Linked DNA regions of Homo sapiens: regions 1, 3, 4, 5 and 6 are each linked to region 2. The links are chromatin loops, found by intact Hi-C in ENCODE. Cell type or tissue: heart left ventricle. All regions are shown on one strand. Region 1 has its middle 39 kb from the start of MIR3616. Region 2 overlaps ZMYND8 (zinc finger MYND-type containing 8). Region 3 overlaps NCOA3 (nuclear receptor coactivator 3). Region 4 has its middle 49 kb from the start of SLC2A10. Region 5 has its middle 8.6 kb from the start of NCOA3. Region 6 has its middle 29 kb from the start of MIR3616.

What was found. Peaks named below come from ENCODE experiments on the same cell type or tissue, not always from the same donor. Only the 100,000 strongest peaks of a DNase experiment are listed, where the experiment ranks them.
Region 1: it touches region 2 in a loop (3-fold over the local background); 50 of 110 quality-filtered maps call a loop at or near these places.
Region 3: it touches region 2 in a loop (5-fold over the local background); 74 of 110 quality-filtered maps call a loop at or near these places.
Region 4: it touches region 2 in a loop (4-fold over the local background); 12 of 110 quality-filtered maps call a loop at or near these places.
Region 5: a loop joins it to region 2, with 2.3 times the contacts of the local background. A loop is called at or near these places in 29 of 110 quality-filtered maps.
Region 6: it touches region 2 in a loop (8-fold over the local background); 48 of 110 quality-filtered maps call a loop at or near these places.

Annotation. Positions count from the first base shown.
Region 1 is chr20:47,204,072-47,208,071 of GRCh38, reverse strand. No RefSeq gene overlaps it. Among named protein-coding and RNA genes, the nearest start is that of MIR3616, 39 kb to the right of the region's middle. RefSeq lists a silencer at 693-987. In heart left ventricle, a CTCF peak has its summit at 2,219 (motif pointing left); a DNase peak (open chromatin) is centred at 2,211.
Region 2 is chr20:47,271,236-47,275,235 of GRCh38, reverse strand. All of the region lies in intron 11 of ZMYND8 (zinc finger MYND-type containing 8), which reads left to right. Among named protein-coding and RNA genes, the nearest start is that of ZMYND8, 83 kb to the left of the region's middle. In heart left ventricle, a CTCF peak has its summit at 2,257 (motif pointing left); no DNase peak of the experiment used is centred here; H3K27ac peaks cover 2,405 bases.
Region 3 is chr20:47,619,314-47,623,313 of GRCh38, reverse strand. NCOA3 (nuclear receptor coactivator 3) reads right to left here. Exons shown (of 23, transcript NM_181659.3): 3 at 984-1,085. The coding sequence starts at 1,066. Among named protein-coding and RNA genes, the nearest start is that of NCOA3, 120 kb to the right of the region's middle. In heart left ventricle, a CTCF peak has its summit at 1,942 (motif pointing right); no DNase peak of the experiment used is centred here.
Region 4 is chr20:46,756,493-46,760,492 of GRCh38, reverse strand. No RefSeq gene overlaps it. Among named protein-coding and RNA genes, the nearest start is that of SLC2A10, 49 kb to the right of the region's middle. In heart left ventricle, a CTCF peak has its summit at 2,220 (motif pointing left); a DNase peak (open chromatin) is centred at 2,226; H3K27me3 peaks cover 181 bases.
Region 5 is chr20:47,491,303-47,495,302 of GRCh38, reverse strand. It overlaps the pseudogene RNU6-563P. Among named protein-coding and RNA genes, the nearest start is that of NCOA3, 8.6 kb to the left of the region's middle. In heart left ventricle, no CTCF peak of the experiment used is centred here; DNase peaks (open chromatin) are centred at 1,692 and 2,012; H3K4me3 peaks cover 354 bases; H3K27ac peaks cover 2,901 bases.
Region 6 is chr20:47,194,024-47,198,023 of GRCh38, reverse strand. No RefSeq gene overlaps it. Among named protein-coding and RNA genes, the nearest start is that of MIR3616, 29 kb to the right of the region's middle. In heart left ventricle, a CTCF peak has its summit at 1,501 (motif pointing left); a DNase peak (open chromatin) is centred at 1,463.

The DNA.
Region 1 (4,000 bases), 67 kb after region 2:
TGAAGCAATTCTCCTGCCTCAGCCTCCCGAGTAGCTGGGATTACAGGTGCCTACCACCCATGCCCAGCTAATTTTTGTATTTTTAGTAGAGATGGGGTTTTCGCCATGTTGGCCAGGCTGGTCTCGAACTCCTTGTCTCAGGTGATCCACCCACCTTGGCCTCCCAAGTCTTTTTTTTTTTTGAGACAGAGTTTTGCTCTTGTTGCCCAGGCTGGAGTGCAATGGCGCGATCTTGGCTCACTGCAACCTCCGCCTCCCGGGTTCAAGCAATTCTGCTTCAGCCTCCCGAGTAGTTGGGGTTACGGGCATCCACCACCACACCCAGCTAATTTTGTATTTTTAGTAGAGATGAGGTTTCTCCATGTTGGTCAGGCTGGTCTCGAACTCCCAACCCCAGGTGATCCGCCTGCCTCAGCCTCCCAAAGTGCTGGGATTACAGGTGTGAGCCACCGTGCCTAGCCTCCAAGTCATTTTTTTAAGTGAGAAGAATGTTAGCTTCCCGTTCCTGGGCATGTGTGTGCACCTTTCCTCTGTTGTCTCATTTCATCCTGAAGACCAGAGAAAGGAGGGGCCATGGCTACGAGGGGTCATCCATTGTCTTCTTTCAGCTCCTGCCTTTCTAGTCTCAACTGCACTCTCTGCTCCTTTGACCTGATACCCTCTTCTGTGGCTGGTACCTGATTCTTCAGATGTCACTCCTGAAATAGCCACCTGCCCACGGGCCCATCATGCCCTCAATATTTTCTTCATATCTCTGAGCAAAGGGTGTGGGGTTTTATTACTTCTCCTGTGTGTCCCAGTTGAATGTGAGCTGGGTGAGGGAGGTGCTTTCTCTGTTCCCTGCTGTGTCCCCAGGGCTTGGACACAATGAAGGTCATGCCACTCCTAAGTAGCGAGCAGCCAGCAGCTGGGCTCCTAAGTAGCGAGTAGCCAGCAGCGCAGCATTCAAATGCAGAGGCCACCTTGAGGTGTCCCACTGCACCCCCATCCAGCCTCTGCCGCAACCTCCCTTAGAAGCAAAGACATCTAGGGAAGTGGCTTGCTTACTCGAGGATAGAGAAATGGTTGCTTTTAGTTTTACCATTCATCTGACCAGGTAAAACAGCCCACATGACTCAAATCTGAAGATACGAAAGGGCCCATAGTATAAAGCCTCTCCCTCCCTGCTACCTCGGTCCCCTCCAATCCCCCTTCCCACATAGTCCTCAGGGAGAGTCTGCATTTACAAACAAATGCAGAGACATTTTTCTCTGCTCCTTTTCTTCTTTTTTAAGACGGAGTCTCGCTCTGTCGCCCAAGCTGGAGTGCAGTGGCGCAATCTCAGCTCACTACAACATCCACCTCCTGGATTCAAGCAATTTTTCTGCTTCAGCCTACCGAGTAGCTGGGATTAAGGGCACCCGCCACAATGCCCAGCTGAGTTTTGTATTTTTAGTAGAGACAGGGTTTCACCATGTTGACCAGGCTGGTCTTGAACTCCTGACCTCAGGTGATCTGCCCGCCTCGGTGTCCTAAAGTGCTGGGATTACAGGCATGAGCCACTGCTCCCGGCCCCCTTTTTCTACATAAATGATAGCATTTGATACACACTCTTCTGCCCTGTCCCCTTGCCCCGTTTTTTTTTTTTAAACTTAATCTGAAGCCTTGAGTATTGATCCATATCAGTGCAGTTCAAGAGCACCTCCATCCATTTTTAGGGGGTGTGATATCTGCTATGTGGACACGGGATAATGCATGTGGCCAGCCCCCAGCTGGTGGACATTGAGATTGTCCCCAAACTCTGGCCACGGCAAACGGCCCTGCAGTGAGCACCATTATAAAATGACTCCCCAGGCTCCTCTTAGCTGCCCAGTGGGGTGGTTATTCCACTCTTTGTGCAGCTTGGAAAACTGAGACTCAGGGGTTACATGCATTTGGAGGGGTCAGGTTTTTAGTTGCAAATAACAGAATCCACTCCACCTAATTAGAACACTCTCTAATCTGCTTACTTCTCAGGCCACACCAGTGGGTCAGTGAGAGGCCAGGTAGGAGGGGAGGGGCTTGAAGGTTCCAGTCTGGGTTGAGTGTTTTCAGAATGAGGAGAAGAAGAGGGAGATGCAGTGAGGTCTGGTGAACCTGGCAGAAGCTGCCAGTTCCTTGCTGGTTTCCTTTGGCAATGACCGGGGCAGGAACTGGCTCAGACCTTTTCATGCAGTCCAGCAAGCTCGCTATCTGGTGGCCATAGGCAAAACTGCAGCCTGTGGAGAGATCTGGCCCACTGGGGACAGCGAGCACGTGGGCCAAAACCCTTCATTCCGGAGACAGCTGTTCACTGAGCTCTCTGTATGAGTCAAGTCCTCAGTAGTGACACAGTAGTGAACAAAACAGGTTCGGTCTCTGTCCTTATTGATCTGACACTCTCACTGGGAAGCAATTTGATACCTGTATGCATGTAATATAATCCCAGGCGGGCTAGATGCGCTGAAGGTAAATAAAGCTAGGCGGGTAGGGAGATGATGTGATTGGGAGCCCTCTCTGAGGGGCTCACCGTTCAGTAGAACCTGAAGGGGGTTTCTTTCCGAGGGGACTGAGCCCAATTATTTTATTTATTTATTTTTTGAGACAAGGTCTTGCTCTGTCGCCCAGGCTTGAGTGCTATAGGGACGTCTCTGCTCACAGCAACTTCCGCCTCCCAGGCTCACCCCATCCTCCCGCCTCAGCCTCCTGAGCAGCTGGGACTACAGGCACACGCCACCATGCCCAACTAATTTTTAAATTTTTTTGCAGAGACGGGGTTTCACAATGTTGCCCAGGCTGGTCTTGAACTCGTGAGCTCAAGCGACTCACCCGCCTTGGCCTCCTAAAGTGCTGGGATTATAAGTGTGAGCCAGTGTGCCTGTCTATTTTATTATTTTATTTTATTTTGAGACAGAGTCTCACTCTGTTGCCCAGGCTGGAGTGCAGTGGCACGATTTTGGCTCACTGCAACTTCCGCCTCCCGGGTTCAAGCAATTTCTGGCTAATTTTTGTATTTTTTGTAGAGACGGGGTTTCACCATGTTGGCCTGGCTGGTCTCAAACTCCTGACCTCAACGATCCACCTGCCTTGGCCTCCCAAAGTGTTAGTATTACAGGCATGAGTCACCGCGCCCGGCCGACCGTCCATTTTAAACTATACAGTCGAGTGGCGATAATCAGAGTTGAGTTTTCCAAAGGTCAGCATTTAGCTGCCACCTTCATATCAGGGTACATCAGGACCCCATCTATATTCTTATTTATTTTCTTTAGTCTAGAGAAGCAAAGGTCACCTATATTCCTCCAAGTGTCGCTGATGTGGGCCTGCCCCACGTGGGGCTCTGTGCTGAGGCTTTCCATGCTGTAATCCTTCGGGTTTTGTAATAACTCCCTACATGGAGCAGGCCCTCGTAACAGGCCCATTCTCCCAGTGAGGCAGCTGAGGTTCAGAGAGAAAAAAGTGACTTGCTCAAGATCACACAAAAGGTCACTGCAGAGCCGGGACTCAAACCAGTCTGCTTACTTCCCAAGCCAGTTCAGTGAATCATCAGGCAACACTGCCCCAGTCACAACTAGCCCTGTGTGTGTGTGTGACACCGTGGTGAGTTTACAAAATGACTCCCCAGGCTTCTCTTAGCTGCCCTGGGGTGGTTATTCCACTCTGTGCAGCTCGGGAAACGGACACTTGGGGGATACATGAATTGGGAGGGGTCAGGTTTTTAGTTGCAAATAACAGAATGCACTCCAGCTAATTTGAGCAGAAAAGGCATTTGTTAAAGGATATTGAGTGGCTCACAAATCCCTGGGAAGGCCAGAGAGATGGATTAGGAGATTGCACAGCAACCAACAATGTCCAGATTACATTGCAGGACCTTTGTGTTAAGACTTCCCACATTGGCCAGGCATGGTGGCTAACGCATGTAATCCCAGCACTTTGGGAAGCTGAGGCGGGCAGATCACCTGAAGTCAGGAGTTTGAGACCAGCCTGGCCAACATGGCGAAACCCT
Region 2 (4,000 bases):
ACAGGTGTGAGCCACTGGGCCTGGCCCAAAGTCTGAGTTTTTAAGTAAAACCTCCAATTCTTAAATGTCAGGTTTTTAAGTAAAATCTCCAATTATTAAATGTCAGTTTAAGATGTCTTGGAAGATTTTCTAGAATGAATAAAGCAGGTTGGAGTACCAGCTTTAGGCTTCTGGCCTAAAGCCTTGGACAGCCTTTCACACTCGCTTCCTTCCTTGGTCTCTCTCTCTCTCCCTCCCTCTCTCCCTCACTCCCTTCACACAGGAATTCTTTAAGGAGCAAGCATCAGTTCTTCAGGATACCATGAATGTCCCCAAGAGTTAAAATAATGAGGATTTAGTTGTGAACTCAAATAATTCTACTGACTTTGCTTGTGTTGTTTCTTGGGAAATTTTTTTTCTTTTTTCTTTTCCTTGGGTTATTTTCAAGAACTGCTTCTAGCTGCTCCCCAGATGGTGGTAGGAGGGGTAGAGAGAGCCTGTGGCTTTTGGTTCTGTAAAATAAAGGCTGCAGTCTATATCTTTCTCTAGTTCTGATTCATAGCTGTGTGGTCCTAGACACTCATGGTTGAGTCATAGAGCTTTGTTTTGGAATTGACATAATTTGTGTTGACACAGTTTCAGAAAAGTCTTCCTTTTTACCCCCTTGTTTCTGACCAGAGTCCTTAAAAGCTTACTTTGTTTCATGACACGGTTCCATTTAAGCCAAGTTCACAAAACATGGTACTTAATTACACAATCCTTCGGCACATTAATTCCCATAAAGAGCATGCTTTTCAGGAAATGTTTAAAATTTTAACCTTGGCAGCGACTTTGTGAATTAGTGTTGCCTGAACTTTCATTGCCATGGTTTTCTGCCGTATTTTATTACATACTTAAATATGAAAATTGTAATGCAGCTTTGTCCTAAGCTAAACACAATGTATAGGCTCGTGTGTTTAAATTGCTTGTTGTGGCTTTTCCTAATATATGTGAAATTAATACATAACTAGTAAAATGAAACATGGCATATATATGACCATTGGTTCTCCTGCACCACATTTCAAAAAATTCAGTTTTATAGGAATATAAGAACAGGGATAATGTGTTTAATTTAGCTTCTGTCTTCCCTTGGGAGGTACAAAAGGAGAAAGATAAATGACATCAGACTTCCTGGAAAAATATACCTCATTCTTTGAGTGCTTTTTAGGTGAGAAGTTAGTTGAATCCCCCATTTGAGTAGACTTTAAAGTCCCTTTCCTAAAATATAATCTCCTTGCTGGTATGTGCTTAGGTCATTTTACTAATCATGAATTAGCCAATGTGTAGTGTAGGAAGAGAGAGTGATATTGAAAATTATTTTACTCTTACAAATTGCCCCCTTTTCTGTCAGGGGCTAGATAGTATGTATTTTAGGCTTTTTGGGTCTTTTTTCCAACTCTGCAACTATTTAGTCATTGTTGCAGTAACGTAGCCACAAGCTGCTGTAGTCCCAGCTACTGAGGAGGCTGAGCTGGGAGGATCAATTAAGCCTAGGAGTTTGAGGCCACAATGACCTGTGATTGTGCCACTGCACTCCAGCCTGGACAATAGAGTGAGACCCTAGCTCAATAAACAGCTAGCTAGATAGAAGAAAATAGAGCAGCCGTAGACAGTTAAGACTTTTTTAATGGACACCGGAATTTATTTACTTATTTAAATTTTTATATTTTTTGAGATGAAGTCTTGCTCTGTTGCCCAGGCTAGAGCGCAGTGCCACGATCTCGGCTCACTGCAACCTCCACCTCCTGGGTTCAAGTAATCCTCCCACCTCAGCCTCCTGAGTAGCTGGAATTACAGGCATGCGCTACCATGCCCAGATGTTCTTTGTATTTTTAGTAGAGACAGGGTTTCACCATGTTGGCCAGGCTGGTCTGAAACTCCTGACCTCAGGTAATCCACCCGCCTCAGTCTCCCGAGGTGTCCAGACACTGGAATTTAAATTTCATATAAGTTGCATGTTTCATGAGCTATTAATTCTTTTCCCCCCAACCATTAAAAAAATGTTAAAATACCTTTCTTCGCTTGCAGGCCCCTCAGGAACAGGTGATATGCCCAATTTGACCCTTGAGCTATAGTTTGCCAACCACTATTACAGACTAAGAGGATTAGAAGAAACTGAGTCATTTTACAGAAGGCAAATTGAGAGCCATGCAGAGTGTAAGGGAGGTGTGAAAGTCCCCACAGCCAGATTCTGCATCCATACCTGTTTCCTTTCTCTGCACCCTACTGCCATCTGCTGTTAGCAGTGATAATAGCATTTAGTGGAGGGAGATGGGAAATTTGTATTAAAATGCTTCCACAGTCAGGATAATATAATTGAGATAAGACAGTAGTTCACCCAAAATCGTGTAAAATAATTGCCATGTCATAGAATAGAAAATAATATAGTAGCCTCACCAGTGAAAGTTTTGTAACCAGTAACATAAAACTACAGATTGAAATGTTATTGCATAAAACTTGTACAACAGTGTAGAAATCTTGTTTTTGTTTAGAAGATTGGAGAACTCAGAGCTGTGTGCCTATAATCCTTAGAACTGGATATTTAGCTTTCTAAGAAGCACTTTGCTCAGCCAGAAGTCTTTAACTCACAGTGTCCTATAATCTTGCTAGCTAGGTGGCCTAAGTGGTTAATATTCTGAGTGATTTTTGTAGTTTCCCCTTTATATAGACCTCCTGGCCAGAATGGTTACCTTCACCGGTATTTGTTTGCGCGATCTCGATGTAAGTTATTAATATGTATTAGGGTCAGAGTCGGGGGGCCTGACATTCACCACCCTCTGGGCTAATGGTCCTTTGGTCTGGTAGCTACACTGTGAGTTACCATTTAAGAAAGGAAAGAGGGTCCGGGTGCGGTGGTTCACGTCTGTAATCCCAGCACTTTGGGAGGTCGAGACAAGCGGATCACGAGGTCAGGAGATTGAGACCATCCTGGCTAACACGGTGAAACCCCGTCTCTACTAAAAATACAAAAAATTAGCTGGGCGTGGTGGCATGTGCCTGTAATCCCAGCTACTTGGGAGGCTGAGGCAAGAGAATTGCTTGAATCCGGGAGGCAGAGCTTGCAGTGAGCCGAGATCGCACCACTGCACTCCAGCCTGGGCAACAGAGTGAGACTCTGTCTCAAAGAAAAAAAAAGAGGTTTCATATTACTCCCCCCCCCCTTTTTTTATAATTGTGAAATCAATATGTTTTTGTCATAAATTAGTTCTTTATTACAGAATTTAAAGTCACTGATGGCTGGGTGCAGTGGCTCATGCCTGTAATTCCAGCACTTTGGGAGGCCGAGGTGGGCGGATCACTTGAGGTCAGGAGTTTGAGACCAGCCTGGCCAACATGGCGAAACCCCGTCTCTACTAAAAATACAAAAACTTAGCCAGGCGTGGTGGCACACGCCTGCAGTCCCAACTACACAGGAGGCTGAGGCAGGAGAATCACTTGAACCCGGGAGGTGGAGGTTGCAGTGAGCTTGAGATCACGCCACTGTACTCCAGCCTGGGAGACAGAGCGAGACTCCATCTCAATCGATCAGTCAATGAAATAAAGTCACTGAGAATCTCACCTCTCACAGCCAGTCCTTAGATTGTGTTTCCAGCGCTTTTTATATGTGGTTATAAGTCCTACTGTTAAGCTGAAAGCTCAAATACAGGGATCAGGCAGATATGGCAGTGAGTGAGGTTGGGGAGTGGTAGGTAGAGACTGGGATGAATGAAAGCAGACATACGTTTCTTTCCATACCTGTTACACATCGTGTGCTTTTGTGTGCATATGGGTGTATAACACTTAACCCAAGGGGTGCGGACTTTTCTGATACATAGTGCATGCTAGAGGTACTACAGCAGCTTGGGGCTACTTTAGTGCTACAATGATAAGCAGCTCTTTCATAAGGAAATACAATAGGGCAAATGCTAGCATGCACCATGTGTCAGAAGAGTCAGTAGCTCTTGGGTAAGTTTTACACACCCATGTTACCCATAAGTGTTAC
Region 3 (4,000 bases), 350 kb before region 2:
TCTTAGAGATAATAAAACAACTAACAAATAAGAACAAAAACAGTGGTAGCTACTTATTAATGATGAAGTTTTATTCATTGTAGATTGATATTTTTCAACTAGCACATTAAACTTCAATTGACACTGACTTTGGCAAATACTTTAAAAGCTATAGAGTAGTGTTATATAGATTACATTATTTTGTTTCTAATTTTTAAGCTTCTCATTTCACTTGGTAAAAAAAAGGATGCAACCTCACAAATGACAAAATATCAACTTATAACCCATTCTTAAAAGATAGCAAAGATTCTTACTTATAACTGTCAGGCCTCTGAGACCAAGCCTGCACATATACATCCAGATGGTCTGAAGCAACTGAAGATCCACAAAAGAAGTGAAAATAGCCTTAACTGATGACATTCCACCATTGTGATGTTTCTGCCCCACCCTAACTTGATCAATGTACTTTGTAATCTCCCCCACCCTTAAGAAGGTTCTTTGTAATTCTCCCTACCCTTGAGAATGTACTTTGTGAGATCTAACCCCGCCCGCAAAACATTGCTCCTAACTCACTGCCTATCCCAAAACCTATAAGAACTAATGATAATCCCACCACCCTTTGCTGACTCTCTTTTTGGACTCAGCCTGCCTGTACCCAGGTGAAATAAACAGCCTTGTTGCTCACACAAAGTCTGGTGGTCTCTTCACACGGACGCACGTGACATAACCTTGGTCATCTATTCGTAACTCCTACCCCTCCTTCCATTCAGAAATTCTTATAGTACCGCGAATTGTTAATATTCTACCTTCTATATGAATCAGCAATAAAAAAAAAACTTCTATTACATCAAAAAGATGTCCATCTCATCAGTAACACTCTACTTACCACGAAGTGAAACCACCAAAAAATCTAACCAGAGAATGTAAATGGCAAGAAGTTAAAATGTTATCCTTAAACAAAGGCACAACAAGTGTGGTAAAGCACCAGGAAATAAGTCACCTACCCTTGTCCTGGAGTATCACATGGCAATTTGCGTTTTCGTGAATCACTGGCCAGTGGATCCAAGTTTTCTCCTAATCCACTCATCTTGAATATACATCAGCAACTAAGAGAGAATAATGAGAAATAAGATAAGTACATTAAAAAATATACATGACTCTATGAAGGTGTTATATGACTGAATGACTGCAACTTTTAATTCAGAACTACTTTCTCTAAACAGATAATTCTCAATATTCTTTTTCATAAATGACTATACTGAAGACAACCTCAGATTTCATATTCTAATATGAATTATGCAGAACGTATGTACTCCAAGACAGAAATGTTCCTCAAGTCCTACTAAAAATGTGTATCTTGCAGGGTGCGGTAGCTCATGCCTGTAGTCCCAGCACTTTGGGAGGTCGAGGCAGGTGGATCACCTGAGGTCAGGAGTTTGAGACCAGCCTGACCAACATGGTGAAATCCCGTCTGGCCAACATGGTGAAACCCCGTCTCTACTAAAAATAAAAAATTAGCCAGCCATGGTGGCAGGTGCCTGTAATCCTAGTTATTTGGGAGGCTGAGGCAGGAGAATCACTTGAACCGAGGGGTAGACGTTGCAGTGAGCCGAGATGGCACCACTGCACTCCAGCCTGGGTGACAAGAGCTAGACTCCGTCTCAAAAAAAAAAAAAAAAATTTGACTGATGGAAAAATAGTATGCTTTGGTTAAAATTTCATTGATGAAGAAGATAAATGTAGAGTACTTCTTGTTGAGAAAGATGATTTAAGACATCTACTAAGCCCTCATTTGCTAAGAATTTTATCTGTACTAAACTCTTGTTTAAAACAAGACGATCACTGTTGTAAAGAATTACATGTCAACCAAAGAAGTTCAACGATTCTAAACTAATTTTTATATATTAAAATGCATCTTGCATTCCAACTAAACTCTGAGACGTATGCTGGAGGACATAAATTTCCACTAGGTGGCAGAATGCTACCAGGAAGGAAGACAGATTTATAAAAATGAAAAAATTCACTCAAGATGCTGATCAAACTTCAAATGTGTAGCTTTAAAAAAAAAATCAAAAGCAAAAAAACAAAAAAAATAAAAATTTAAAAAATCACATGATCATAATATAAATCAGAAAATCTAGATTGCAACATTGTCTTTACAGATGCACTAAATATGTATTAAATTACCAAGAAAATTCATTCTATAACTTTGGTTGTAAAATGGAAAGGCTAAAAAGCTGAGATGATTTAAGTATTTGTTTTTTCCCCATGACAAGTTTAAATGAAGGACAGAAAAAGACTTAAAATAACCTTTATTAGTAGTGGCTCACTATTATTAGTAGTGGCACAGTCAGATCACACAATCTCAGGGGTATTGTATTTTCAAACGTGTCAATGTCACAAAAGACAAAGAAAGTCTGTAAACAGTCCAGATTTTAAAGGAAGCTATAAGAAAATGACAACTAAATGCAATATTTGATCCTAGACTGAATCCTGTGCTAGAGGGTAAGAAAATGCTATAAAGAATATTATTGGATCAACTGACAAAATTAGAATATGGACAATAGACATAAAAGTATGTTGTCAATATTAATACACTTAAGTTGATAAATGAACGACGGTTATTTAAGAGACCAATATTCTTAGTATAATATTTGGGGTAACAGGCTATTACATATGCAAATTATCCTCAGATGGTTAAGAAAAATTGCATATATAATGAGTGAGTGAATAAACCTGGGAATGGGGACAGGCAGAGCAAGGATGAGGAAGGGAGTTGACACTAGGTGAATCCTGACCCGGGGGGGAGATAAACGTAAAAACTCTTTGTACTATTTTCTTGCAACCTTGCTTTAAGTTTAAAATTATCCTCAAATAAAAGAGTTTTAAACTTAAAGGTATGTTCGGTTTTGATTTTCCAATTTTCATATTTAAAAAGAGTAGCTCAAGTAATCCCAGTGCTTTGGGAGGCTCAGGCAGTTTGAGTTTGAGGCACTTGAGTTTGAGACCAATCTGTGCAACACAGTAACACCCTGTCTCTACAAAATTTTTTTAAAAATAAGCCAGGCATCATGGTGCACACCTATAGCATTAACTACTTAGGAATAAAACAGGAAGACTGCTTGTTTGAGGAGTTTGAGGCTGCAGTGAGTTATGATCACGCCAATGCACTCCAGACTGGGTGACCGAGTGAGACTCTGTCTCTTAAAAACAATAATAATAATAAATTGAATAATTAAAGAGCCAGGTGCAGTGGCTCACGCCTGTAATCCCACCACTTTGGGAGGCCGAGGCGGGTGAATCACAAGGTCAGGAGATCGAGACCAGCCTGGCCAATATGGTGAAACCCTGTCTCTACTAAAAATACAAAAATTAGCTGGGCGTGGTGGCAGGCGCCTGTAGTCCCAGCTACTTGGGAGGCTGAGGCAGGAGAATCGCATGAACCCGGAAGGCGGAGGTTGCAGTGAGCTGAGATCCCGCCACTGCACTCCAGGCCTGGGTAACAGAGTGTGACTCCATCTCAAAAAATAAAAATAAAAAGAATAGTGATTCCATTCCTTAAGTACAAAAATAGAATAATTCTTGTTATGTCTCTATAATTGGTTTTATATTTGTTTCATTCAAAGGTGATTTTTAAATTGAATGGCAAACTATCCATTGAGTAATAACTTTTTTTTTTTTTTTTTTTTAAAGACAGGGTCTTACTGTGTCACCCAGGCTGAAGTGCAGTGGCACAATCTCAGCTCACTGTAACCTCGGCTTCCCAGGCTCAAGCAATCCTCCTGCCTCAGTATCCCAAGTAGCTGGGACAACAGGTGAGCACCACCACACCCAGCTAATTTTTGTATTTTTTGGAGAGACAGGGTCTCACTATGTTGCCCAGGCTGGTCTTGAACTCCTGGGTTCAAGTTATCCGCCTGCCTCAGCCTCCCAAAGTGCTGGGATTACAGGCATGACCCACCACACCCAGCCTACATTTCTTTATTTTAAATATGTAATTTATTCCACATTCTAGATATTA
Region 4 (4,000 bases), 510 kb after region 2:
GTCACCTCTCAGTGACACCTTCCCTGAGCATCCCGCTTAAAATCCAAACCCCATTTAGTGCCCTCCTCCGGGTTCCCTGCTTTCATTTCTCCATGGCACTTCTGCCCTTATCATAGACTGTACTGCAGCGTTTACCGATTATTTTGTTTGTCACCCTCACTGGAATGTCACCTCCATGATGACGGGGATTTTTGTGTTTTTATTCCCAACTACATCCTTTGCATCTAGAAAGATGACTGGCACATAGTGGGTGCTCAAAAAATTCCGTTGAATGGATGAATAAATGCAGACACAGACACTGATGAAGGTCTTACGATAAAGGAATACCCTGAAAGGCTTGCGGAGGGTCCCTGGACAATGGGATCATGGGGAACCACTATTCCCTTTGTACTTATTTATATTTTTACACATGTTTCTATAATGACTAGTAATTATTTTTGCAATCTGAAAGAGCAAACAAACAATGATATTTTAAATAAAATGCAAGGGGTTCCCATTTTTATTAGAATGAAATTGAGTCCTTATCCTCCTTTGGTACTGTCCCTCTTTATCCTCACTAATGAAAGAGAAGCAGAAAGTGCTCCTTCCTCCCACATGCTGAATGCTAGGCTCTGGGAAAAGCAGGTGTATTAGTCTGTTCTCATCCTGCTATAAAGAAGTACCCGAGACTGGGTAATTTATAAAGAAAGAGGTTTAATTGACTCACAGTTCTGCATAGCTGAGGAGGTCTCAGGAGACTTACAATCATGGCGGAAGGGGAAGCAGGCATGTTTTACATGGTGGCAGGAGAAACAGCGAGACTCTGAAGGAGAAACTGTCAAACACTTATAGAACCATCAGATCTTGTGAGAACTCACTCACTATCATGAGAACAGCATGGGAAAAACCGCTGCCATGATCCAATCACCTCACTCCATTGACACATGGGGATTATAATTCGAGATGAGATTTGGATGGAGACACAGAGCCAAATCATATCAAGGGGGGAGCAGGGGCAGCAGGCTTAAGTGTCATCCTTCCTTCTCTGCTGCCGTATATGGCGCCACCACCTGCCCAAAGGCCCAGGAAGGAGACTTGTAGGCATCTGAGACCACTCATGTTCCTCATGTCCCATGTTCCACCCCTCACCCTGTCCTGGGGGGATCTTTATCCAAAATAGGCCTTTCCCCTTTCTCATGTGAACTTCCAGCGTGCCAGGAGTGTCCCTGCAGCTCCTGCAGCCTCCTGGTGGTCATCCAGGTCCCCATCCAAATGTCCCCTACTTTGAGAGGCCCCCCCAGGGACACAGCCCAGATCTCTCACTCCATCACTGTGCATTGCCCCATCTGAAATGACCCTGGATGGGGTCCATCTCCCCCAGACAGAGCACACACCCAGTTGATCTCCTTGCTTGTCACAGCTTCCCACACATGGGGGCTCAAAACACATCTGCTGAATGGATGTGTGCTGATGTGGTTTGGAGGTTTGTCCCCTCCAAATCTCATGTTGAAATGTGATTCCCGTGCTGGAGGTGGGCACTGTGGGAGGTGATTAAATCCTGGGGGTGAGTCCCTCAGGAAAAGTTTAGTGCCACCCCCTTGGCGATGAGCGACTTCTCCCTCAGTTCATGCCACATCTGGTGGTTTAAGAGCCTGGGACGCCCCCCTTTTGCTCCCTCTCTCACCATGTGATGCACCTGCCCCTCCTTTGCCTTCCGCCATGATTGGAAGCTTCCTGAGGCCTCCCCAGAAACAGATGCCTGTGCCATGCTTGTATAATCTGCAGAACCACCAGCCAATGAAACCTCTCTTCTCTGTAAATTACCTAGCCTCAGGTATTTCTTTACAGAAATTGAAAAACGGCCTAATACACAAGCCCTGACTCCGCAGCGGTGACCAGGGACTGAGGATGACATGGGCTTGTCAGACAAAGGGAAAAGCTTCTGATAGAATGTTATGTGAAAATCCAGGCTGCAAAATCATGTGTACTGGCTGATGGCCCCTGTGTTGGAAAGCAAAACAAAACAGAATAAAAAATGTCAACAAAGTTGTCTGGGGAAAAAGGAAGAAACTATTCACTATTTAAATGTTCAACTGTCCCAGGAGGTGGGATTCTGGGCAATGTAGGTTTCTTTGTTCTGCTTTTTTGGGCTTTCCGCAGTTTTCTTTAAGGCACACCTACTCCCTTTACGATGAAAAAAGTGGTACATAGGAGGCAAAGGAACCCTCGCGCCCTCTGCTGTTCATCATTTGCTACTGCAATGCCCCTCCCAGGATCTGCCGGAAGTGCTGTGTGGGGGTGACAGGTGTTCCCCCCCACCCCCTAAATTTCAAAGCAGGCTTTTCCTGTATCAGAAACGGATGTCAAAGGGAATCATGACAGACTCTCCCATCCCCCGGGAGTCTTTCCAAATTCCCCTCAGTCCCCTCATCCTCTGCGGAAGGCCCCCAGAGCTCCATTCCCACACCCAGGTCAACTCCCCCTGCGTCCCTGTCCCTCCTAACTCCTTTCCCCGTCCCTTGATGAGCTCTAGGAGTGGGAGGTGCATGAGGACAGCAGAGTCAGGCCTCTGGGTTGAAATCCTGTGTGTCCTTGGACATGTCACTTAGCTGCACAGGACCTCAGTCTCCTCATCCATATAATGGGACAGTGAGGAGCCAGGTTTTCTCAGCCTCAGCACTGCTGACATCCCACCCGGATCGATGTTTGTTACGTGGGCTTGTCTTGTGCATTGTAGAAAGTTTAGCAGCATCCGTGGCCTCCACCCACTAAATGTCAGCAGGACCCCTCCTGCCTAGGGCCGACAGCCAAAACGGTCTCCAGACATTGCTGAGTGTCTCCTGGGGCACAAACTCACCCCAGGTGAGACCACTGCAAGCCTCGTTTCTGTCAGTCATTACACTTTGCATCGTGCTACAGTTTTCTGCGGTTAGAAGGTGCTCAGAAAATACCAACTGAAGGAGAATTTAGGGATAATCTGCTCTGAAAACAAAAAAGAGGAAGAAGGAAGAGCAGGGATTGAAAGGGAGGCCTGATGCTCTCGTCCCCCGCGTCCTCCACCCCAGCTAGCTGCTGCCTGCAGGCGAGGTCAGTTACATCTTGGCCCCATCAATGTCCCCCTGCCCTTGCCTGAGCAGGCCTCAGGCTGCAGAGTTGGGACGGGCCTCCCAGGCCCCCTTCGTGCTGGGCCTGTTGTGCTTGGCCCTGCCTGCGGTCTCCACCGAGAGGAGAACGTACTCAATTAACCTACAAAAAACAATAGCAAAAAGGGTCAGAGTGATTGTGAAAAAGAAAAGGTGCTGAAAGATTCTGGCAAACAGGCCCCCAGTGGGGGTGGACAAGGGCAGCCAAAGAGTTTGGCTAAAGTGGGAGAAAACTCAGCAGCGTGGGGGCACTGGTGTCCCCTTGAGGGGACAAGGTCAGCTAGGAAAACAGACTTACTCCATTCCTTGGCCTGTGGGCCTCCCATTTTTGAGTGTGGAGGCAAGGAAAACACAGCTGGAGCCAGGTCTCCTGGGTTCCCTACGCTGGGGTGGAGGGGGGCACAGAGAGCCTCAGGAAGTGTTTGCAGCATTGCGGGTCTTGCTGGCGTGGGGGCAGATTCTTACCTCCTCAGTTCCTGGAGGGAGAAGATCTTTATATCCCCAAAGCCTACAGCTCAAGGAATCAGCGATTAGCATAGTGGAGGGTTCTGCTAGGCAGTCTCTCTGTGTGGCTGGAGCTGAGGCCCCTGCCCTATGGCCCTCCCCTGGGGAGAGTGGCCTCTACTGTTAGCAATGATCCTCAGGTACTAAGGGCCAGGCACTGTACCAAGCACTCTATACATTTTACCCTAATTCATCCTTCCGATCCCACTGTGTGATAGCCTCTAGTTATCTGTTTATGTGCACATAGTAGGTATGCATATTTTTGTGTACCTACTATGTGCATATTTGTTGAGCACCTACCAGTGCCAGGTTCTATCCTTGGTGGTGGAAATTCAATGATGAGAAAAAACATGTGGGAATGCAGAACAGCTGTC
Region 5 (4,000 bases), 220 kb before region 2:
CGCGATCTCTGCTCACTGCAACCTCTGCCCCCCAGATTTAAGCGATTCTCCTGCCTCAGCCTCCCGAGTAGTTGGGATTACAGGCACCTGCCACCAGGCCCAGCTAATTTTTTGTATTTTTAGTAGAGACAGGGTTTCACTATGTTGGCCATGCTGGTCTTGAACTCCTGACCTTGTGATCCACCCGCCTCGGCCTCCCAAAGTGCTGGGATTACAGACATGAGCCACCTTGCCCGGCCTTTGTTTTTATTTTTTGAGATGGAATCTCACTCTGTCACCCAGGCTGGAGTGTAATGGCACAATCTCGGCTCACTGCAACCTCTGCCTCCTGGGTTCAAGCGATTCTCTTGCCTCAGCCTCCTGAGTAGTTGGGATTACAGGCGTGCACCACCACGCCAGGCAAATTTTGTTTTTAGTAGAAATGGGGTTTCACCATGTTGGCCAGGCTGGTCTTAAAATCCGCCCGCCTCAGCCTCTGAAAGTGCCGGGATTACAAAAGTGAGACACCGTGCCCGACTGATTTTTTTTTTTTTTTTTTTTTTTTGAGACAGGGTTTCACTCTGCTACCCAGGCTGTAGTGCAGTGGCATGCTCACGGCTCACTGCAGCCTGGACCTTTTGGGCTCAAGTCATTTTCGTGCCTCAGTTTCTGTCCCTACTGCTATCTCCCACATTCTTCCCTCTTTCATTGTGTGAGATATAGCCAGATACCCTAATGGTTAAGAGTGTGGACTTTCCAGGAGTTCAAGACCAGCCTGGGCAACAAGGTGAGACCCCTGTCTCTACAAAATTAGAAAAATTATGGCCAGGCGCAGTGGCTCTGCCTGTAATCCCAGCACTTTGGGAGGGCCAGGTGGGCAGATGACTTGATCTCAGGAGTTTGAGACCAGCCTGGGCAACATGGCAAAACCCTGCCTATACCAAAAAAAAAAAAAAATTAGCCAAGTGTGGTGGCATGCGCCTGTAGCCTCCCAGCTACTCAAGAAGCTGAGGTGGGAGGATCACCTGAGCCAAGGAGGTTAAGGCTGCAGTGAGCCAAGATCGTGGGGCTCACGGTCTCAAAAATAAACAAATACATACAAACATACATAAATTAGCCAAGTATGATGGCATGCACCTTTAGTCCCAGCTACTGGGAGGCTGAGGCAGGAGGCTCACTAGAGCCAGGGAAGTCAAGGTGATTACACTCCACCCTGGAGTCCAAAAAGAGAAAAAAGAAAATGTGGGCTTTGACACTCACTGCCTAACCTGCTAAGCTGGTTCTGCTACTTACAAAGCTGTGTGATAGTGGCTGGTTATTTGAACTTTCTGTGCCTCCATTTCCTAAAGTGAGAACACTGATAATGATAATAATAGCAACAACAATAATGCTTATGTCATAGGGTATTATCAGGATTAAATAGAACAGCATAGTGAAAGCTCTAAACACAGTGTCAAGCACAGAGCACTCAAATGTTAATAATGATAATGTATGGCAGTTCCAAACTTGCTTCGTAGGGGTTAATATCCAAGGGTTAGTAACAATGTTCTCCTCCCTCACCCCACACCATATTTTGCTTCATGATAGTAATTACAGTGTGAAATTTCCCTGCAAGTGAAAATAGATTCCTTGGGTAGAAGCCTAAACCCTGCACATGCCTAAAACTCTGTTACGAAATACCTAATCTGAAAATGAGCTGGCACAGCCCCAAGCTCCACCCCCAGGCTGTACTCTGAACCACTTTTCTCCCTGGGAAGGACACACAACTGAGGGGGAAAGAGAGAGCAGAAGAGAGAGATCAAAAAATGCAATTTAGGGTAAACAAGTACTTGACTTCTTGTTTTGCTTAAAAGAGGGGAAAAACACCCCTGAGAAGAATCATATTTAAGACAAATTTTTGGAGATAAAGAGCAGCCTGAGCTTTACAACCCAGAGTTGCCTTATTCATGCCTCTTCCTTTAAACTCAAATCAGGGTTTGGTGACCTGTGATTTTTGTGCCAGAGATGACACATGCGCCTGTTGGAATTGGCACCTGGCCTGGCTGCAACAGACTTGTCCTGCTCCACAACCTGCAAATGACTCCACAGCTGGAAGAATTTGAAGCCCAGCTCATTTTTGTTTTGCTTTTCCTTTCTAGACTTACATATTAAACATATTTGCCTTGGAAGAAAAAATCATTTGCTATCAAATGCTTTAAAAGTACCCACTGTAAGAGGGCTAAAATAAAAATAAGGACTATGCTCATGTTGGCAGCACATACACTAAAACTGAAACAATACAGAGAAGATTAGTGTGGTCCCTGCACAAGGATGACATGCAAATTCTGTGAAGCATTCCAGTTTTGGGGTTTTTTTTGGTTTTTGTTTGTTTGTTTGTTTGTTTTTGAGACAGAGTTTCGCTCTTGTTGCCCAGGCTGGAGTGCAATGGCACAATCTCGGCTCACTGCAACCTCTGCCTCCCGGGTTCGAGCCATTCTCCTGCCTCAGCCTCCCAAGTAGCTGGGATTACAGGTGCCCACCACCAGGCCCAGCTAATTTTTTGTATTTTTAATGGAGATGGGATTTCGCCGTGTTGGCCAGGCTGGTCTTGAAATCCTGACCTCAGGTTATCCGCCTGCCTCAGCCTCCCAAAGTGCTGGGATTACAGGCGTGAGCCACCGTGCCTGACCCCAGTTTTTTGTTTTGTTTTGTTTTGTTTTTTAAGTGTTAACCACAATGTAGAGAAATTGAACCATTTGTACACTGTTGGTGGGACTGTAAAATGGTACTCCATTTCGCAAAATTGGTGGGCAGTTCTCCAAAGTGTTAAACAAAGAATTGCCATATGACCCATCAATTATACCCCTAAGTATATACCCAAGTGAATTGAAAACATATGTCCATGCAAAATCTTGTACAGTAACATCCTTAACAGGTTTGCCATGTAATTGATTGATAATAGCCACAGGGTTTTAACTTTTATGTTTTTAAAGCTAGAATCTTAACTTACCTTATACATTCACCCCTGGCATAGAACTGTTTGCATGCCCCAACATCTCTACTCCTTCCATGTTCCTACTCTGTAAGTACTAAATCACTGGAAGAGGGTTTATCCTCTCAAATAAGCTTACTGCCATCACTTTAAAACTCATTTTCTTTTTTTTTTTTTTTTTGACAGTTTTGCTCTTGTCGCGCAGGGTGGCGTGCCATGGCATGGTCTTGGCTCACTGCAACCTCTGTCTCCCAGGTTCAAGCAATTCTCCTGCCTCAGCCTCCTAAGCAGCTGGAATTACAGGCACCCACCACCATGTCCGGCTAATTTTTGTATTTTTAGTAGAGACGGGGTTCCACCATGTTATCTAGGCTGGTCTTGAACTCCTGATCTCAGGTGATCTGCCCGCCTCAGCCTCCCTAGGTGCTGAGATCACAGGCATGAGCCACCACACCTGGTCCCCAAATTCATTTTTTAAAAAAGGAAGTGTTTTACTCCAGGGCTGGAGTCAGCCAACCTTTATATGATGGGATACCAAGAGTCAGCCAAACTATATATGTTGGAATATCATGTAGTCAATGAAACATTATGAAGCTGTTTAACACTCAGCAGTTAAAAAAGATCTCCCAGATACTTCACTTTTAAAAAAAGTTGTGGATACATTGTAGGTGTATATATCAATGGAGTACATAGGATGTTTTGTTACAGTTTTGCAATGTGAAATAAGCACATCACAGAGAATGGGGTTCAGACACTTTTAAGTTAAAAAAAAAAGGTAAAGCAGTATGTATAATAGGCCTTTTTTTGTGTTACAAATATGTATATATATAGGCCAGACGTGGTGGCTCACGCCTGTAATCCCAGCACTTTGGGAGGCCAAGGTGGGCGGATCACCTGAGGCCAGGAGTTCGAGACCAGCCTGACCAATATGATGAAACCCCATCTTTACTAAAAAAATACAAAAATTAGCCGGCCATCTTAAAAAAAAAAAAAAAACCTACAAAAATTAGCCGGGCATGGCGGCGTGCACCTGTAATCCCAGCCACTCTG
Region 6 (4,000 bases), 77 kb after region 2:
TTGAGGCCAGGAGTTCAAGACCAGCCTGGCCAACATGGCGAAGCCCCATCTCTACTAAAAATACAAAAATTAGCCAGGTGTGGTGGCATGCGTCTGTAGTCCCAGCTACTCGGGAGGCTGAGGCACAAGAATCGCTTGAACCCGGGAGGCGGAGATTACAGTGAGACGAGATCATGTCACTGCACTCCAGCCTGGGCGACAGAGCGAGACTCTGTCTCAAAATAAAACCAAAACCCCAAACAAATACCAAATACTTAATGGTTGAATTTATTTTTTTTTCTTTTTTGAGATGGAGTCTCGCTCTGTCGCCCAGGCTGGAGTGAAGTGGCGTGATCTCGACTCACTGCAATCTCCGCCTCTTGGGTTCAGGCAATTCTCTTGCCTCAGCCTCCCGAGTAGCCGGGATTACAGGCATGCACCACCATGCCCAGCTAATTTTTTTTGTATTTTTAGTAGAGACGGGGTTTCACCATGTTGGCCAGGCTGGTCTCGAACTGATGACCTCAAGTGATCCACCTGCTTCAGCCTTTTTTTGAGATTTTTGATACATGGTCTTGCCTTTCTCTGTCACCTAGGCTGGAGGGCAGTGATGTGATTGTGACTGCAGCCTCAAACTTCTGGGGCTCAAGCGATCCTCCCGATTCAGCCTCCCAAAATGCTGGGAATTATAGGTGTAAGCCACTGCACACGGCCAAATGGTTGAATTATAAAATCAGCATTTGGCTAGAGCCGGATTATCATCACTCTCAGATGAACTTCAGGATATAAAAATAAATCCGGCTGGGCTCGGTGGCTCATGCCTGTAATCCCAGCACTTTGGGAGGCTGAGGTGGGTGAATTGCTTGAGCCCAGGAGTTTGAGACCAGCCTGGTCAACATGGCAAAATCTCCACAAAAAATACAAAAAATTCAGCCAGGTGTGGTGGTGCACGGCTGTAGTCCCAGCTACTCAGGAGGCTGAGGTAGGAGGATCACTTGAGCCTGGGAGGTCGAGGAAGCTGCGGTCGCACCACTTGACTCCAGCCTGGGCAACAAAGTGAGACCCTATCTCAAACCAACCAACCAACCAACCTACCAACCTAACATTTCTCCCAGACAATTGAAGCCATTGTTACAATTACATTATTAAACACTGGCGCGGCCCATGTCTAAAGCTGGGCAGAGTGCAGGAACAGCGTTTCCCAGCCCTGTAGGTGGCTGGGCCACTCTCGAGGCCACCACAGCGTCCATCTGCCTCCTGCATAGACATTGTGTCAACCGAGGCCACCACTATGGTCACTGTAGAAGGTCACCTTACCATGACCTCTTGGGCCTAACATATCGTCGACGGTGCTGCAGTATCATCAGAGCAATCCCTGTAGCCCGGCGCAGCCCAAAGCAGACGCCTTGAGAATCCTTTCTCGGAAGGCTTGCGTTATTGCTCTTTCCGGGTCCCACTTCAAGTGGCACCTGCGGGCGGCTGGGTCAGCTGTGGGGCCGCACTGCCCCCTGGTGGTTGCAGATGAGCACAGCTTCTCGGGCGCTGAGCTTGCATCATGGGGCTCAAAATATTAGGGAAAAATGGTCCATCGTTTTTAACGCGAATTCTCCTCTTGCCAGAATGAACCACAGGTCCGTGCCACAACATGGGTACACCTCAAAAACATTCTGAGTCAAAGAAGCCAGGCACCAAAGATTACGCTCTGAGTCCATTTATATGAAGTTCTAGATCTGGCCAAACTACCTTAGCGACAGGAACCGGAACAGTCATGGAATGCGGATATAGACTGGGCAGGGGTGCGAGGGAGCCAGCCTTTTGCCTGGAAACGTTTTCCATCTTGATCTGGGTGCTGTAATTATCCCAGCATAATCATACGTAAAAATACTTGAGATTTGAGATTTGTGCAATAGACTTTATATTAATTATAAAATAAAAAAAATTTAAAATGTATGAAGGAATCCCTTGCCCAGACGCTTCATCCTGCCCCTTCTAGCCATTCTTTCCATGGCAGCCAGGGTGATTTTGAGAATATCAATCATATCACAGCACCCTCCTGTTTAAAACCTGATTGGTTTTAAGCACCCTGCTTAAAACCTTCTGATATCTTGTCACTGGATTTAGAATACAATTTAAAATCCAAAATGAATAGGGTCCCACGACATCTGGCCGGGCCTTGCCCTTGCGCCCTATCATGCTCGCACCCTCTGACCTTGGCCTTGGCCTCCAGCCACACCGGCTTCCTTTCCTTCCTTTGTCCTGCCTGGAACCGTGTATTTCCTGCACCTCTCCCTGGAATGCTGTCCCTGGCCTTTCTTGTTGTACTGGTCTGAGTTCAAGTGTCACCTCCTTAGAGGTGACCAGCGAGTCCACAGCAAATGCTTTTCGGGGGAGTCTGCACTGCATCAGCCCAATGCTTGCTTCCGGACTCCAGGCACTGTCTGAAGTGACTCTGTACTGGGGAAGAAAGCAGCCTCCTTCTTTGAGCTAACAGTACCATGCTGTGTGCCCTAAAAGTTAAAATCTCAGCCAGCAAAAAGATCCTCAATATTTTACCTCCTGGGCAAGCACCAAGACCCCTTTATGGCCCCTGAATGTTCCCTGGAGAGATACTGCCATCTCTGTCAAGAAGTTCTTCTTGGGACCCCTTTCAACAGGTCTTCTTGAAGTTGGCTAAAGTAGGCCTCCAAGAGCCACCTTCCCCTCCCTGCGGAGGCTCATACGACCCCTCCTCTCCTGCTGACCTCAAGGCAGATCTTGGAAGGGGACACAGATTGTGGCTCAAGCCTGAATGAAGCCTGTACCTGGGGTGTGTGCTGGTTCCCTGCTCCTGGCTGGCGAAAACCTTTTTTCTTGTGGGACCCAGCTGACTGGCGGCAAAGGCTACCTCCCAGTGTCAATAGGGCCGCTTTCAGTCCGGTTCCCTGCACTTTGTGACGGTCGGGACCTCATCTGCTCATTTTCACCTCTGCATCCAGAAGTTGAAACGAGCACCTGGTAAATAACAGACCTGTGCATAACCCGGATCTATTTCCAAAACACATCGCTAAGTGAAAAAAAGCCAATGGCACATGCCACCCTTTGTGTAACAATGAAGAAGAAATAAGAAATATATTGTCATATTTCCATAAAGAAACTTTAAAAGGATACAAAAGAAATGAAGGGGCCGGGTGCGGTGGCTCACACCTGTAATCCCAGCACTTTGGGAGGCTGAGGCGGGTGGATCACCTGAGGTCAGGAGTTCGAGACTACCCTGGCCAACATAGTGAAACCCCATCTCTACTAAAAATATGAAAATTAGCTGAGCGTGGTAGCTCACACCTGTAGTCCCAGCTACTTGGGAGGCTTGAGGCATGAGAATCACTTGAACCCGGGAGGCAGAAGTTGCAGTGAGCTGAGATCATGCCACTGCACTCCAGCCTGGGCAACAGAGTGAGACTTGGTCTCAAAAGAAATTAAGGAATGCAGCTGCTTACAGGAGGCTGATGAAATCAGACATATGAGTGACAGGTGGGAGAGTGCCTTCATCACACTGAAAATTGTGAATGGGTGAGCTGTAGGAGCATGGATGAGTGGATATATTCCAGCCTCTTTGAAACTTGTTAACAGGATTTTCCCAGGGGTCCCTGGCTCTCAGACCACTGAGACCACCTTGTGTTGGACAATGGGGCCTCAGAGAAGGGTCTTTCTTGCTACATCCCACATGGCCACAGCCTTTACCCAATGCTGTGGGGCACACAGAGAAAGGGCTAGTGATGCTGTTTGGGGGAAACCAAGGCTGGAAACAAGCTCCTGAGGGCCACAGGTTATTGACAGAGAAGTCTCCAAAACTGACATCTGACCTTTACGATGCTCCTATAGGGCCAGGCAAGATGGCACATGCCTGTAATCCCGGCACTTTGGGAGGCTGAGGCGGGAAGATCACTTGAGGCCAGGGGTTTGAGACCAGCCTGGGCAACATAGTGAGACCCTGTTTCTACAAAAATAAAAAATTAAAAAAATTTAAAAAAAGGTGCTCTTATAG